Regions from separate parts of the Homo sapiens genome. Here region 2 is linked to region 1. A link is a loop called in an ENCODE intact Hi-C map of the cell type or tissue named here. Cell type or tissue: PC-9. All regions are shown on one strand. Each heading gives the region's core, and the rest is flanking DNA. Links, peaks and the distances in the headings are about the cores only. Region 1 has its middle 17 kb from the start of STMP1. Region 2 has its middle 26 kb from the start of FAM180A.

Evidence for each region. Hi-C counts contacts between places; a loop is a spot of excess contacts. Peaks named below come from ENCODE experiments on the same cell type or tissue, not always from the same donor. Only the 100,000 strongest peaks of a DNase experiment are listed, where the experiment ranks them.
Region 2: a loop joins it to region 1, with 7 times the contacts of the local background. A loop is called at or near these places in 7 of 110 quality-filtered maps.

What each region holds. Positions count from the first base shown.
Region 1 is chr7:135,677,630-135,680,447 of GRCh38, forward strand. No RefSeq gene overlaps it. Among named protein-coding and RNA genes, the nearest start is that of STMP1, 17 kb to the left of the region's middle. In PC-9, for the core only: no CTCF peak of the experiment used is centred there; DNase peaks (open chromatin) are centred at 1,322 and 1,821; H3K27ac peaks cover 1,918 bases.
Region 2 is chr7:135,773,345-135,776,162 of GRCh38, forward strand. No RefSeq gene overlaps it. Among named protein-coding and RNA genes, the nearest start is that of FAM180A, 26 kb to the left of the region's middle. In PC-9, for the core only: no CTCF peak of the experiment used is centred there; a DNase peak (open chromatin) is centred at 1,107; H3K27ac peaks cover 1,576 bases.

The DNA of each region.
Region 1 (2,818 bases), core at 6-2,505:
TCTAGTTGTCTATACACATTGCCTCATAGAGCATATGTACCCATGGTACACATGTGTAATGTTTTCATTTCCACTAACCCGTTCACTCCCTAGATACTATGCTGGTGTTTTTCTGCTGAGGTCTCCCACATTTTTAATGCCTTTTCTGAGTTATTCCTCCTGAAGGAACGTTATATACTGTACTGGAGCAAATGAGGCTTTTCTTAAACTTCCAGTCTTGGGTTTTGCATGTAGCATTTCCATTCCTTACAGATGAATGAGTTCTTTTTTCCCTATTGACTATTAGGGCTTCGCCTTGCGGAAAGGAATAGGGTGGTGAAGGGAAAATATTTTGAGATCTTGCCTGCTCTTAATAGGGAGTTTGTGACACTTAGATTTTCAAGTGTTCATTTTATACCTTTCCCAAATCTGGTTGCAGTGTATTTAGTCAAGCATTGAAGACCTAACATATGGCATGTTTTGCAAGGCACAGGGAAAGAAAAATGAACTGAGAACAGTGAGACCTTGTGGAAGTTCCCAGGGTGGGACGTTGAAACCCTGGGTCCTGGGCCTTCCTGAATCACAGCCTCGGTGGGAGGATTTTATGAAAGGTACAGTGCAGTTGCATCATCTTACACAGTTGTACAGGACTGGGACCAAAAAAGGTGCCATGTAAATAGTGCATGCAATTGTGTTCAGTGTTCGTTCAGTGAGGACAGCCCCACTGAGCTACCTGTGTACTCAGGTGGTCTCGGTTCCCTTTGCGTTCTAATGGTTTGAGTTTCTTGCTGTATTGAGAGTGATTCTAGTGTTTAGAGACTTTTTCAAACATCACGGTCTCCAGATGTGAAGCCAACTACCTCATTTATTGTATGGTTGAACAAACAGATTTGTTCTGATGTTGGAAGGAAAACTAGCTGCTTTTGATTTGTTAAAAGATGGTACATGAGTGTTTGTGATATGTAAATACTAATGTGAAAGATTGTATACCATGTACTTAATGTCTGACTTAGTGGAATTTCAAAGGCAACTTTGACTAAGCAAATTTGATAAAGAATTGGTTTAAGAATAAGATGCAACTATACTTAGTGACTTTGGCTCACAGTTTCATCATCCATAAAATATTAGAAGATAAAATTAAATTATATTTGCAAGAGACACAAGACTATTAAGGAGGGCTAGAAGTTATCCAACAGTGGAGTGATTTAGATGACAAGGAGTTATTAATCATATTTGCCATTTCCTGTCACTGGAATGGGTAACCTTGCTTGGCTTGAATCTCCAGTTCTGGGAAAGAACAGTGCTGTGCTTGAGAGCAGTTTAGTAGACCAGACTGAAATAAACGCTCTTTCTAAATTGGCTAGTTGAATGCATTCACTACTCGGAACACCTGGCAGCAGTTGCTGGCACAGCTTTCCCTTCAGGAGTGAGTCAGGTTCTCACATAGTTGAATACTGGCCAGTAATTCTAAGTCCACTTAATTCTAAATCAACTTTTCTTTCTCTTTTTACTTATACTCCCAGAATCTTACAGATTGCACCTTTGTCCTATTGTCTGACTTAGGGGCAAAGGATCTGTGTTCTGTGATGGTTCATAAATGTGATGTTTGGCTGCTCTGATAATAAGAGTAATACCCTGACTCTTGAAAATTTAAAGCAAATGACTTTAGAGATGTTGGCTGGATCAAATCAGCTGTAGCGTACCTAACATTGGTATTTCATTTGGGCTTGTGAGGTCTTAACTATTATATTGGACAAATAATTTTGGTCTAACTCACAGGGCAGAAGCACTGATGTTCCCATTAACCATGGTCAGTCACATTCTGTGGTTGAAGCACATGTTTGTGGTGGTTTCTTTTGCTCCAAAAGAAATTTTACAACTCACAGATGCTTGATCAATTAAGGGAGTGATTTTATAGATAAATTATTGTGGGAAAACAGCACGTGCTATCAGTAGTAACTTAAAATCACTTAAAACAGTGCAGTAATTGTAGGGGACTCCCTTTCCCCTAAGATATATTTAGCAAACAACTGATGGGAGAAATAAAAAATATGTAACACTAACAAACTAGAGGGATTGAGAGCTATCTCCAGTCATGTAGCAAGGATATCTATCATGGAGAAAACGGCATGGTCTTCAGGAGGAGAAAGAAGCCTTGATTTCCAGACAGTTGTTTTCTCATGGGACACGTTTATTGAGCATTTACAGCTTACCACATTGTAGAAGTTGCTGGGGGATTTCAAGAGCCATAGACAGCTCTTCTCCCTCAAGGGGCTCATGTAGGGATGTGTAGGAAGTGACAGATGTGTTTGGACCTTTGGCTACTACCTAATACTTTGTTTTCTCAGGAACAAACTACTTATTAAATCCAGAAGCAAGCCAGTCTAATATAATAATAATGCTGTGGTCTTAATTATAGTTTTGGTTTCCCTTATAAGACACATAGGAAAGTTTTCCCTCCCTCCCAAAACTTAACCAAGGCAATAGTATTTCTGGTTAGTGACAGGTGGAGAGAGAGATGTTAATCTCAATGTATCTTCTTTCTTGACTTCCCTTTCCTTTTGAGACGGAGCCTCGCTCTGTCGCCCAGGCTGGAGTGCAGTGGTGCGATCTCAGCTCACTGCAACCTCTGCCTCCTGGGTTCAAGCGATTCTTCTGCCTCAGCCTCCTGAGTAGCTGGGATTACAGGCGTGCACCACCACGCCCGGCTAATTTTTGTATTTTTAGTAGAGTCGGGGTTTCACTCTACTAAAACCCTGTTGGTCAGGCTGGCCTCGAACTCCTGACCTCATGGTCCGCTTGCCTCAGCCTCCCAAAGTGCTGGGATTATAGGCGTGAG
Region 2 (2,818 bases), core at 119-2,618, 96 kb after region 1:
ACCACTCTCTTTGAGACATATGACAGCAATAAGGCCCCCTACCAGCCCCCAAAATTTCAGAGTTGACACCTGTGTGATGGATGAGGTCTTATTTTTGAAAAGGAAAGAAATAGTAACTTTTAGGTACAACACCCCTCATCCACGCACACACAAAAGTACACACAAAGTGGAAGAATGCCTGGCTCCTCCCTCCTCCTCTGTTTACCATCTGTTAGCCATGCTTTGAGTTGTTTGAACAAGAGAATCAGTGTCAGAATAAACTTGCTTGTAGGGTGTCTGGAAGGCAGGTGCGGCCTGCCACTTCTAATGCAAGCTGAGAACAAACACGGCATACTGAGCCCAAATCGGCCTTCTGCTGCTAGAGACAGAGGTAGAATTTATGTTTTGCTGGGATGATACCCCCTAATGTGCTGCCTTACCTTGGGGCCTTAATTAGAAGCAGCAGTGGCCCTCGGGCCTGCTGAGCTTCTATTTGATGTGATTGCACAAAAGAGCTGAGATGGAAAACTAGAACTTTTGTTTTTTCACACATTCTAAAAAGCTTTTTCATAAAAGCCCCTTTCTTGTTTCTTGTTTGCTGTCACATGCACCAAGATAATTTAAAAAAGATTTATACAGGGTAAACAATTGGTAAAATCTGTCTTTCCCTTGTTTGTTCTAGTATTATCAGGTTCAATTTATTTTTTCTCTGCCCCACCTCCTCTTCCTCGCAAGGACCCTCCCATCTGCAGCCACCTCCCATTTATTTACCACTGCCTCCCTGTGGGTCCCTTTTCCTTTTCCTTGGGTCTTTCTAGAGCTATCCTAGTGTTTAGTGTTGAAAGCTTGAACGTTTAAAAAAATATTCAATACAAAAGTGAAAAATATCCACCTAAAATGTGGGTGTTTTAATTTCATAATTGCGCCCCTCTGAATTGACCTGATAAATGAAGCTAAAAAGCTGTGGAGATGTAATTGGCTTGCTTTATACCCATAGAAGCAATGGAGGACACACCACAGGCTGTTAGACACCAGCAGTAACCTGTATGAAATGCATAATAAGGAGCAGGAAAGAGATGTGACTATGTTCCTGGATCTACCACGTGTGTTGTGTAAATAAATTCATGATCTCAGCCCAGTGGCGTTCTTGGCTCAAAGCAAGTCCTAATTAACTGTCTACTGTGTGGCACTTCCTGCATAGCAGAGTAGCCTTACCCTTGGTTAACAGGAACCTCATAAGAACTGATGTTTTCTGACATATCAAGGGGGTCTTGCACCTGGACTTGTGGAGCTGTGTTAATCAGAAAGATAACTCTCGTTGTTCTCTGTCTTGACGTCTCTGGGCTTTCAAATTGTGGCTTATTCTTGTTTGTTTTTGAGGCAGAGTCTCACTCTATCCCCAAGGCTGGAGTGCAGTGGCACAATCTCGGCTCACTGCAACCTCTGCCTTCCGGGTACAAGTGATTCTTGTGCTTCAGCCTCCCGAGTAGCTGGGATTACAGGTGCGTGCTACCACGCCCGGCTAATTTTTTTGATTTTTAGTAGAGACAGGGTTTTGCCATGTTGGCCAGGCTGGTCTCGAACTCCTGGCCTCAAGTGATCTGCCCTCCTTGGCCTCCCAAAGTGCTGGGATTACAGGCATGAGCCACTGTACCCAGACTTGTTAGTTTTCAAAATTCACTTAACTTCCTTTAAGCATAAAAGGGAATTTATTGGAAGAGTCCTGGAGTATCACACAAAACCCAAGGCCAAGAACTACAGCCAGAGCTACGTGAAGGCCTGGAACCACGAAGTGAGTGCAAAACCTTCAAAAACCTATTCAAGAGGTTATTTCATCCTCACTTTTCTCTCTCTGACTCTCTCTCGCTTGGTCATCTGGACTCTGCTTCTTTTTCCATATTTGATCCCTGCTGCTTTTTCTCTGTAGATCAGCTTTCGCTTCCTTGGCATGAGCAGCGACAAACATGGTGGCCACAAAATGGTAGACTTTGCTGCCTAGTTTGATGGGGAGACTTGAGGATGTTCCAACACCCAATAGTTGGTGGATAAGCTGAGAAGACTGGGTTAGGAAAGTTGTGACATAGGCTGTGGCCAGGCCAGAGTCATGTGGTACCATTCCTGCTGTGGTTCATTTTAGCAGACAGGGATTTGGCTGTTAAGAAAAATTATCTCAGATTTGGACATAAGGCAAAAGGAGGGCCTTGTTTCTTTCAATGTCATGTTGGAGTGGTGTTTAATCCCTTCAGGGCTCTTTTTTATTTTATTTATTTTTTATTTTTTTGAGACTGCTGTTGCCCAGGCTGGAGTGCAGTGACGTGATCTCGGCTTACTGTAGCCTCCACCTCCTGGGTTCAAGTGATTCTCCTGCCTCAGCCTCCCGAGTAGCTGGGATTACAGGCGCCCACCATCACACCCAGCTAATTTTTTGTATTTTTAGTAGAGATGGGGTTTCTCCATGTTGGGCAGGCTAGTCTCGAACTCCTGACCTCAAGTGATCCGTCTGCCTTGGCCTCCTAAAGTGCTGGGATTACAGGCATGAGTTACCGCCCCCAGTCCCCCTCAGTGTTCTTTAAGTATCCAGGGGAATGTACCTTTATTTGACTCACTTTCAGTCACTTATTAAAGGCCCTGACTCTGTGAAATTACATGCTAACTTGTCGACCTTTGCAGTAGAGATGCAAATAATTTCTTTCTGGTAGGAAAGATAACCAGACATTATGGTTTTAGTTTCTAGCAGCACACAGCACATGAGCCAGTTTTGTATCTGATTTAACAATCTTATTCCAGGCGGGGCACAGTGACTCATGCCTATAATCCCAGCACTTTGGGAGGCCGAGGC